2 separate regions of the Homo sapiens genome follow, and region 2 is linked to region 1. The links are chromatin contacts, found by Hi-C or POLR2A ChIA-PET in ENCODE. All regions are on one chromosome and are shown on one strand. The core of a region is the stretch at or near the end of the contact, and the rest is flanking DNA. Distances in the headings are between cores, read along the strand shown.

The links. Hi-C counts contacts between places; a loop is a spot of excess contacts on that map. ChIA-PET counts read pairs that join two places held with the same protein, here RNA polymerase II (POLR2A). Pooled maps may share reads with other maps.
Region 2: a map of prostate gland shows a loop between it and region 1 (2.8-fold over the local background). The contact joins two enhancer-like sites. A Hi-C loop is called at or near these places in 3 of 168 maps with a recorded cell type or tissue (A673, esophagus muscularis mucosa and prostate gland) and 4 of 50 pooled maps. POLR2A ChIA-PET finds 5 or more read pairs at or near these places in 5 of 52 experiments (AG04450, IMR-90, MCF 10A and 2 more).

The regions. Positions count from the first base shown.
Region 1 is chr12:64,035,866-64,041,365 of GRCh38, forward strand. All of the region lies in intron 4 of SRGAP1 (SLIT-ROBO Rho GTPase activating protein 1), which reads left to right. Among named protein-coding and RNA genes, the nearest start is that of KICS2, 180 kb to the right of the region's middle. Within about 2 kb of position 3,691, at least 5 of the 41 ENCODE cell types and tissues checked have a DNase peak (open chromatin) inside an H3K27ac peak, as active enhancers do.
Region 2 is chr12:64,080,473-64,086,658 of GRCh38, forward strand. All of the region lies in intron 10 of SRGAP1 (SLIT-ROBO Rho GTPase activating protein 1), which reads left to right. Among named protein-coding and RNA genes, the nearest start is that of KICS2, 140 kb to the right of the region's middle. Within about 2 kb of position 2,944, at least 23 of the 41 ENCODE cell types and tissues checked have a DNase peak (open chromatin) inside an H3K27ac peak, as active enhancers do.

The DNA.
Region 1 (5,500 bases), core at 2,441-4,940:
AAAGCCTGCACTGTTACTTCTACATCATACCTTAGACACTGTCAAGAATCATAACTACCCACCGTGCTGTGTGCTTACATTCTGTCATTTCATCCCCATTTTACCTCGAAGGAACTGGAGCTCAGGGGCATTAGGAAACTTGCCCACTTAAGAATTGATGGCACTGGAACTCAAATCCAGGTCTTCCTGGTTCCAGAGTCTGTGTTCATCAGCGGGTTTGGCCAGGTATACTAAAGAGCAAGAAGACTGGAGATTGCAGATGTAAAGATCATGGCACACGTGTCCTGAGTGCTCTTTTTGAGGGAATTCCTGCCCACTACCACTGTCTCAAGCCGCCAGAGAGACAGCTTGCCCAAAGAGAGGCTGTGACCTGGAGGGAGGTACTGTGGCTGTGTTAGGTTCCTGGGGTTCAGCTGAAGGTGGCCCTGGTGGCTTTCCCCACGCACCTGAGAGTTTCCTGGGAAACAATGGGCGTGGGCTTCCAAGGCTGTGGTATTACCCCAGTGGTTTGGTTAGTCTGGCACTTGCAGAAATTCAGCTACAGTTAGAGTCCTCTTATGTATTGATTGTAGAAAATAGATCTTTATCTTAGGTAGTTGATAAGAAACCCAAAGAATGTAGTTTCTCAGAAGAGCTTTTAGTGATTAATGGATTTAGTGAAGCAGCAGGCTATATAGAGTTAGGAAATATTGTCACTAACATACTGTTTTTCATCTCCCTTCCCTGCCAAACCACCACATCATTTCTTTTCTGAGAGGCCATAAATTCCAACACTAACCATATTTCACAAATGACTTAGAACTATTTGTCATCCCATTAGTCCAATCCCAGGTATTTATTGCTGGTGCTATTTTGGAAGCCGAGGATAGAAAAGAACAATGCCAGATGCATTGTAGATGTTTAATAAATATTTGTTAAGTGAATAAATGGATGGACAAGCTTACTATAAAATGGGTTCTTATCCTTCATTTGATTCTCACCTATTTTACTCATACTGTATATGAGACAGTTTTAAGAATCTGAAGGTACATAAACATGACTGGTACCCTGGCTCTTCTTACAGGACAGTCCACAATCTGGGTGGTACACAGAGATCTGTGACATATAGCTAAAGTGCTATGTGCTGAAGACTCTGAATGAAGAGCTGTCTTGAAAGACAATACTTGTCTTGGCAATCAGAAGAATAAGATCCCTCTGGCTGAGAAGCCAGGGAACACTTAGCCATAGGTGAGATTTAAGCTTGCCATGGAGAATGGGTCAAATGTCAAAAGGAGGAGGTGCTGGGGGACAGCAGCTCAGGGACTTGCTTGGGAGAAGCTGCAGAGGCAGGAACATATAAATTCTGGGGAGGGAGCCGTGAGTGACTGACTCAGAGTGGTACACAAATTGCTGCTTGGATGGGTGTTGGGACCAGTCTGATAGCATTGAACTCCATGGTAGAGGGAATCATGTCAAGTTTAAGAAAAGGTCAAAGAGAATGGTAACAGGGAAAAGGCCTTATAACTGTCATCGTGGATTCTTTTTCTTATTGTCCATTCCCTCTTCCTCCGTACTAAATGAAGTCACCCCAAGCCATCCTGCATATCTCCACCATGTTATTACTAAGACACTGCTTTGACCATACTGTCTGCAACACTGTGGATTCACCAACACCTATAGAATACATTATGCCCTTCTTAGTGGGGGTTTCAAGACTCTTTGGCCCATGCCAACTTATCTAATCTTATCCTTCAGCTTGTTACCCAACCATCTACTTTCCAAGTTCTTCCCTGGACCCCTTCTCTGCCATCTTGGTCTGCTCATGCCCACCTCACCTGTGTGCTTTCCCGCATCCCTGCCTTATTAGAACTTTGCTTGTACCATCTTTCTAGCCTGGATGCCCTCCCTTCATCTGTGCCCATCAGAATATCAAAGGCCCATTTTTTAGTCTCCAAAATTTTAAACTCTTAGAAGATGGAAACCAAGTATTTCTTTTCACACCCATCAGTGGGTTATGGGTGGTAAGCACCAAGCACATGTTGAATACATAAATATCTTTCATCCTCTCTTTTCCTCTATTCCTACATATAACTAAGAGTGACTGTATCCCTTAGATAAAGAGGCCTTCCAATTGTATGATACTTTAGACTTTCCAAAGGTTATGGCGTAGCAGTCCCAAACACCTCATCTGAAGCCAGGCTGTCTGGGTTCCCACCATTGCTGTGCCAGCTGTGTGACCTTGGACAAGTTACATAACCTCTCTTTGCCTCAGTTTTTTCATCAACATAAAGGGAAGAATAAAGGTACTTATTTCATAAGAGTTTCTAGAAGGATTAAATATGTTATTCGTAAAATGCTGAAAAGTATGTCTAGCACATAGTGAGCATTATATAATGCTTGCTAAAGTAAATTATACGTATATATGTACATATCTGTATATATTGTATACATAGATATATATAGTAAATACTCAATAAAATTTAAATTAAAAAAATACACACACAGGGACACACAATTTGGCATCCATGACGACCTTGTAAAGTAATCAAGAGGCATTAAATAATTTCCCGACACCTAGTAATTGTAGATCCATTCCTGGGATCCGTGTCTTCTAACTTTTGAGCCAGTAGTCAAAAAGTAGAAACTATATCATTAATCTATTGATCTCTCCAACACATATAGTTTTCAGATATATAGTGATTTCTTAACACGAAGCATTAAATTTGCTACAGGTATTTTTATTATTTTGATTTAAACTATAAGAGTAGTGTCAGATACATGATATGGCCATGTCAGTAAGAAAAAAATATTAACTTCTGTGCAAGTTATCATATAGGATATCCCAATCTCCTAAGGAAATTCATGACGTGGGTCGTTTTCTACTTGACTATTTTTTCAGCAGTTGAGGAAAAATGGAGCAAGAAAGATAAATTAGGTGTATTGAATGGAGAATTATGCATGAAGTTTTAGTAGAGAAGAATTCAAACAGGAAAATATGCTATGGGAGTACATTTACATGGCTATATGCCTGTCAGGTCATTTGGTATGCAAAGGCTTGTGTTTGCATTAAGCTGGTGGAGAAGCTGTTATTTTCTTTGCAGTATGTATTCAAAATGCACCTGTAAAAAATAAAAGCTTTCCTTTACTTCTCTGAAAAAGAAAGAGAACTGTCTGTTATTTTAAACACAAAATACATTTGACTTCTGTCAACAGCTTACATTTTAAATAATGCAGTTTGTACTTGCATTCATTATCTGCAATTAGAGTTCTCGAAAAAGCTTTTAGCGTTTATCTCCCCAACTTTTAAAATTCATTCACTGTAACTGTTAACATTTTAGTGAATAGTGGAAACCCTAAGACAAATTGGAAAACTCAACAAAGAAATTTGCTTTCCGGAAATTACCACCGAACTAGGTAGAGAATACTCAGCTATTGTGCTGAACCACATTATGATGAGATACACTCTTTTCTTTCCAGCGTTAGGTCAGACTCAAATGTTTTCCTTTTAACCCACACTAGTCAGTAAGGAACACCCTGCTGGCAGTCAGCGCAGTATCCTTTCTCTCAGGCTTAGTTTGTGCAAACTACCTGTTTATACTAGTCCTCAGTGTCCAAGTCAAGCAAGAGTCAGAAGTTCAGATTTTTTCTTTGCGATAATTTATTTAAAAGAAATATTTCTCAGATACTCGGGGTGGCCTGAGGTGCCTTTTCATCCAAGTGTAATGAGAGTCACATGTTCTCATTTCCTCACTCCTATTAGCAAGAATACAGACAGCTGAGCAACGTGTGTGTGTGTGTGTGTGTGTGTGTGTGTGTACACCCTCTCATTTTAAGATATAACTGGAACCAAGACCCAAATATAATAGTATGTGGGTTTGCTTCAGGCAGGGAATAACAAGAGCCAAGCCTAGAAAGAAATGCAAGGTGTGTGTAGATTCGTTGACCTTTTGCTGTTTGCCCAGCTGCGGGGTGACTCCCTTTTCATTTCCCAGCTGCTCAGCTGCTTCCTACTGCTATTTTATTTTGCTTTTAAACTGGAGTAGCCAACCAAACTTCTCCCAGACAGGTTCAATAATTACTAAAAACAGACAACTTTCCAATTACACACGGCTCAGAAAAAGCTGCCAGTGCTTTATATTTTAGCCCTTACTTTGTTCTGGCTCTGTAATGCCTTTAACATGATTTACCAGCTTACATTTTTAAGGAAAGCCATCATCAGATTTTATGAAAATAAGTAAAGGTTCTTCGTTAACCCCATGTTTTACCCTTCAAAATAGTCATCTTGAGAACATGTGTTAAGTTGAACCATAAGAAAATGCTGATTTTCCACCTTTTTAATAACCTACAGAAACATCAATTTCATATGGATTAACCTAAATAAATATATTTGTTCCAGTGATGCTTCCAGGTCTCAAACTATTTAAAAACTCATCTCTTGAAATGAGAAAAATCAAATTCATTACTTGAAAACATTGCATTATTCTCAACTTCTTAGACCTTAGTTATAAAATTGGCTCTGAGTAACGTGGTTATTTCCATATGAAATGAAGTCTGTCTTCTGGGGATGAGAATTTGACATCATTTATAATAAAGTACTGCCACAAATGCTTAGCACTGGGTGCCGAGTTCGGGTGTGCTCCTCGATACATCCTTTGCATTGGAGTCATCACACCTTACATGTGTTGTTTCTTTTAAGGAGCATAATTGTGCTCAAAATACACAGGTTTTCGAATTCACCCGGATGTCTGACATATGAAAGCATACTGAAATTATATTGGAAAAATTATGATTTTCAGATAAAATCTGTGACTCTGAAATCTGTGACTGTTACTCTCCTGTACCTAAGAATACAGAGATTACATACCGATTTATAGGTACCGTTATAAAAATAATGAATAGCTTGTTTATTATTTAAGAAAATATTTATTAAGCACCTATGTTGTCTGAAATACTTTCAGAGATAACACAATAGATCAGTTTATTTTAATTAGCTGAGTATAAAATTGGCAATATATTACTAAGTCTCAAAAATGTGCATATTCTCTAATGCTGCAATTCTATTTCTGAAAATTTGTCCTAGGAAATATGACACAATTTTGTACACAAACTTTTTTGTAACAATAATATAGCCAAAATGTGTAATAATTGAGGATTCATTCTGTAAATTTTAATACATTATGAAATTGTTATGTTCTATATATTCCTAAATTTATTAAAATTCAAATTACATATATCATTTCTAAGAGAATAAATTAGATATACATCAAAGGTTTTTAACACAACTTTATAAAGCAAATAGTTGAAATATCCTAAAGTTTTTAACAATGGGGAATTAAGTTATGGAACAGTCATATAGACAAATACTATGTAGCACTTAAAATTATGTTTAGAAGAATATTTAATGATATAGGAAAATATGCTGATATCTAAGTGGCAAAGGACATTGTAATCTAAAAATTACAAACGTAGGATGATCTCAGTTTTTTAAAGAGAGAAATCATATATGGCATTTTATTTTATT
Region 2 (6,186 bases), core at 1,694-4,193, 44 kb after region 1:
GAGGACACTCTGTGTTTAGATTTGGTTTTGTTTGTATATGTCATGATTAAGTTCTCCTGGCACGATTTTCTTCTAAAGCATGGTGCTAACCTTGAGGAAGCGTAGTGAAATCTAGGGAGGGCTGGAAAGTCAATACCGAGCTCCTAGGGAGGGATCTTCAGAGTGTGGTGCTCCTGATCGTAGAAAAGTCTGGAAACACTGCCCCTCCCCTACCTGCTGACCCCCCAGTCTCTTCTTCCTTCCCTTCTCAGACTTCTGCACCCTTCCAACCCCACCCCTGTTTGTTTTAATGGGCGAGTATTTGTTGTTCCATCTGTTGCCTGTTTAGACTCTGGAAACCAGTTAAACCAGTTTGGGTGATTTTTTTCTTTCAGCAGGCATTGGCTGTAGTTGAGAAACAATCTTAAAGTATAAGTAGATTGCTATGTCTAATAATAGTAACAAAACAACAGCAACAGCTAACACTTGAAAGGCTTTCTCTGTGCCAGGCTTTGTTCTGAGTTGTATATTTTACTGTGCACTAATAATTTCTCCGTTTTTACAAATGAGGAAACTGAGGGGAGGCATGAGAATACAGGCAAAGGGGACTGTATAAATGTTAATGTTTCTCTTTGTCTTTATGAAATTTAAAAGGAAAAAAATAAATACAAGCCAAGTTCCTGTCTTAAGTGCTTCATAGTCTGTAACTTTATCTTTTATTCACACTAGACCCTGCCAGAAGTTAGAAAAAGTAAAAGAGAATGTGGAAGGGAGTGGGAAATGAGAGGACTGAGTTGTGTGAGTAACTCAGGTCAAAAAAGAGATTGCGCCTCTTAGACCTAAATTCTTGCCTCCCACAATTCTGGAACCTTCCTTAACCATAAAGTTTCTATCACCTTATCTCCTGGTTTCCACCAAAGAACTCATCATCCTCAGGGAATGACCACATGGAGAAAGGTTATCATGACCTAAGAACCATGTCTGACACAGTTAGGATGAAAAGGCCAATTACACCTAGAAGGAAAAAAAAAAAACAACGCAAACTACTAAAAAGTGTCATTAAAAAATAAAATAACCAAATACAATGTATGAACCTTCACACACTAGATTAAATTAGATACTGAATCAAAAAGCAAAAGTTATGAAAGACATTTTAAGAACAATTAGGGAAGTTGAAATACAGACTGTATATTAAATAATATTATTGAATTAGTGTTAATTTTCCTAGATATGATAATGGTATTGTGATTATAAAGAAGAACATTCTTATTCTTAAGAAATGCTTGCTAAAGTGTCATGATGTCTGCAACTTACCTTCAAATGGTTCTAAAAAAAAAAAGAGGGAGAGAGAAAGAAGGTACAGTCAATGTGGCAAACATTAACAGCCGGAAAATCTACATGAAGGGGATAAGGATACTTCCTGTACTGCTCTTTTAACTCTTCTGTAGGTTTGAACTTTAAAAAAAAAAAAAAGTCTTTTTATCTTTGAATAGTTTTCTTATAATTGTGTCCTGTTTTTTCTTTTTTCCCTCACAGTGTCATGTAAGGTCTTTTTTTTTTTTTTTTTTTTTCAATTTTTCACAAATGCCTGATATTTCAAGTGATGCCCTCAAGGTCAGTTGCCAGGCCCAAAGCATAAATTATCCTAAGTGTAGATGAACGCTTATAGGCACAAAGTCCTACCCTATGAGGATGGATACCACTTTAGAAATTGTGTTTGAGAGCATGAAGTAGTGGGGGAATTCATTCTTGGCACTGCTTGCAGACACATGTGTTAATATGCTTGGGGCCACATTCTGAAACTTTTATGGTACCTATTCAACATGGATTCTCTTGTGTCTCCTAGAGAGAAAGCCCCAATGGTTAATATTCTTCTACATGTCATTATTGGATGGGGCTATATTCTAGCCAATTTATTGAGTCCACATGCCAAATTCCGTCTTTAGCTGCTGAACTGCATAAATCTGTATTATACTTTGTGAACTGCAAGCCAGAATTTTCTTTTTTTTTTTTTTTGAAATGGAGTTTCACTGTCATCGCCCAGGCTGGAGTGCAGTGGTGCAATCTAAGCTCACTGCAACCTCCACCTCCCAGGTTTAAGTGATTCTCCAGCCTTGCCTGCTGAGTAGCTGGGATTACAGGCATTTGCCACCACGCCCAGCTAATTTTGTATTTTTAGTAGAGACAGGGGTCTCACCATGTTGGCCAGGCTGGTCTCGAACTCCTGACCTCAGGATCCACCCACCTTAGCCTCCCAAAGTGCTGAGATTACAGGCATGGGCCACCGTGCCCAGCTCAGGATTTCTTTATCTTGGAATTTTTTTCAACGGGCTCTGGTATACCAGGGACACAAGCTGTGCTGACGTGTATAAAACCTTCACAGGACTCCATTTATGCTGCAGAAGAAACTGGATAGCTTTCATCCATCAGCAGCAGGCACACTAGCCTCTGCCCACTGGTTGCAGACATCTCTGCTTCCTAGCCCTGCCCCTTTTGCAGGCTGGGTGGCACACCAATTGCTGGTCACTGCCTGGATATGACACTGACAAATTTGCCCAGAGAAAAGCTGAGCATGGGAGACATGCCCCACCTTTTAACTCAACCATTATAAGCCTGCTGGCTTTCTGTGCAAGCCCTCTTCATGTTAATAGGCTACATCAAAGGAGACCAGGAGAGTTAATGGCGCCCATCACATAGTGAAGTAATCCCATGGTGAGCTCTTATGGAGGAATCTGAGTCCAGATTTGGTGTGATAGGGTTACTAATACAGGATTCAATGGTTATGTTTGGGGACAGTCCTGACTTTTTATATAGAAATCACCTCTCTGAAGTATACTAGACTCACCGCTGCAAAAACTGCCTTCATAGTAAAACAAATAGAGCCTAACCCGAAGATTTAGCAGTTGCTCGTACACAGCTGAATCTGTAACTACAGACATGTGTTTGGCCTGCCTTACTGCTCGCTTTTTGGTAGGCTGCCAATGGCCCAGTAAGTTCTTTGATTTACAACATTGTGAAGCAACTAGATTGGGCTCTTAAAGTGGCACTGTCAAAATTCAGAATTCCAAATCTTTGAAAACTACTGAAATAGAAAGAAGCACGCAATGAGTTGTTAAGACCAAACTCATTATTATCATTTTCTTCATCCCTCAGCAACACCATTGTATCTTTTTGTGATGTCATTTGTTTTTAAATCATAGAAGTTAAATTGACCACAGTAAATGAGATATACATCTATAAAACTGAGGCACTGATTTTTTTTTTCTTTTTCAGTAATGAGCCTTAATGTTCACATTGGCTTCTTTGTGTGCAGCATTTGGAGTTAAGGGGGTGCAAATATCAGTGCGATTTTGCTAAATAAAAAATCTGATACTAGGAGCTGAGCTCCATATTTTATTGCTTCTTGCCCTGGGCATAAGGTTTCTGACAAAGGAATTTAATAGATTATCCTCATACAATCCATTGTCTGTCTTTGAGTAGGAGTACAAGTATACTTTCAAAAGGGAAGCTGAATGTGAGTAATTATGGTTTTTTAGAAAAGCACTGCAGTAGTTGGTATTCTTAAGGAAGAAAAAGGACTGGAAAGTAATGCCAGGAGTTCTCATCAGTCATTCATTAGGGAGCAAATCCAGGATGCCTGTGTCTCATTTGAGCCATACACATTTTAAGTATTTTATCTCCTTTTTTAAAATATCAAATTGCCACCAAACTGTATTTTGGTTATCCCATTAACTATATGTAGGAGATAAAATGCATTTAGGTGTGAAAAATAATTCACTTCATAATTCTCGAGTGAAATTTAAGAGTAGCTGAAAAAAAATGTTTGAACCAAGAACAAGTTAAGCCTGGGTTATTTTTTTCCTTCAAAATGGCTTATATGTTGGGGGGTGTGGCGAGGGGAAGGAGTGGTCCGTTGTTTTTAATAATTAAGTAGCTTTCCAAAGAAAATGATTGAAATCTAATCCTCAGACTGCTGGAAGCTTTCACATTTCTCTGGGAAGAAGAGTCTTCTAAGCTTGTGTGTTATTGATCTATTAATGATGATACTGATTAAAAAATAAAACCTCATTCATCAGTTGAGACACACTCAGGACTATTAGCTGAAAAAACGATGGATGTGGTAGTGTGGTTATACTGTGAATCATAGTTCTTGCAAAGCACGCTCTTGGTTCATTATTCAAAATGTATCTTTTATAGGTTTTTAATTTTTTATCTCATACTATTAACTATGGATGGATGGAGCAAAATAATTTTAAGCATTTTACATATCATTTTCTAAATCTAGGGAATAATTTGTTAGGATATTGTTACAAAAATAGCAGAATTTCAAAGTTATAACACATTTCATTTCTAAGGAATTCTCATTGGCATCATTATTGAATCACTTGAAAGTGATTACCTATGTTATTAAATTTACATTTATAGATATTAATTTAATAATGTACATATTTATAGAATTTATTAAATTTATTTAAATATTCAGTATTTTGTATTTGGCTTTAGGCATATGAGGCAGACAGAATTGTAAGCCATAATACCTACCTTTCTTCTAGGATCTTTCAAAGTATTTGCCAGGAAAAAAGACTTACGTTTTTAAAGGTGGTACATTATAGTGCTTGGGAGCTAGTACATTATAGTTCCTGGGATCTCAGGACTGGGATTAAAACAAACTTGGACCTGAGTGCCACACCCACCCCATACTAATAGCGTGACCTTGGGCAAGTCACTTTTCTATATGCTCAGTCTTTTCTGTAAAATAAGGATAACAATAGAAGCTACCTCATAAAGTCGTTGTGAAAATTGTGAGTTAATATATGTAATATAAAGTGCTTATAATGGTGTCTAATAAATATTAGACATCATTGCTGTTTTTATTGTTGTTACTAATATATATTGCATCATACCTAATTAGACTTAATGCTGTCATAAAGTATGCAACATAACAACATAATACAACACAAGCCAGACAGTTTCTCTACCCTCAACCCTTTGCACATTCTACTGCCTCACACTGGGTGATCTTACGTGGCTCGTATGGACCCAACACAACCTAAATGGTGGTGACTCTCACATCTTTATCTCCAGCCCTGTCTTTTCTCTGTGCTCTAACCCTGTATAGCCAGCTTGCTGCCGAACACTGCCATTAGGATATCCCATAAGGCACCACATACCACAGTCAGCTCACCATCTGCCCACTCTACTTCTCAGTAGACCTTCACTCCCATTCATGAATAGCTATAAATTATTCTGAAGTTCTATGTACACCTTCACCTTTTTCTTCTCCTCCAAGGTAGCAGAAGGCCAGCAAAAGGAAGGGACTTATAACTTAAATAAGTAGAACTGGGAAGAGGAGGAAGAGGAGATTCTTCCCTTCCCTTCATCCCCACTTCAAGTCATGTCCATGAACTCATTCTGCCAACATTTTTACTGTGGCCTGGCCCTATGTGAAGAAAGGTAGTCTCAGATTTTAACTGTTTCACCCTATTTAATCAATAGATATTAACCAAATCCTTTATGTTATTTGTTATTCAAGAGGAGATAATAGAGTCAAAGGCTCTACTGCAGCCTGGAAGTGTTGGTTCACCATTCCCAACAAGCCAGCTTTCTTTACCATTGTCATGTTGGCCTTGCCCTAGAAATCTGAATCACTGCATTATGATATGATAGGCTGAGCTTAGCTGTTTGTGCTGCAACGTGACCATCCCCTGCCAGCTATATTTTCAAGCTGTTTCAGGACCATGTCATTATTTTGCAAACAAACCAGCTGAATGGTTCAATGTTTCCCACATTCCTTCCCACTACTCCGCCCTAAATGTACAAAGCAACCGATAAACACATGCAAACTTGAAATTATTGCAGATTGTCGGAGCCCTACAAAAATTCAGCCCTGTTACTTAAAACAAGTCAAGAAACCCAAATGTATAAGAAGTTGATGTTTTAATGGACAGAGAACTCTGTGAAAGGCTTTTAGCTTACAAGTTGGTGGAATGTAGTATCATTTAATGTCCTTGTACTTTAATATTCGCAAATGTCATTTCTGATTACAGAATACAGCTTCTCTCCAGTCCCCTGATTCATATTATAGAAAGAACACCAACTTAGTCTAAGGAAAATTGAACCCTCCCAACTGTATTTGAACCCATCCTTCTCGCTAACAAGTGTCAGTCAAAACAGAGAGAATAACTAACATCTAAATCTTGGATATGT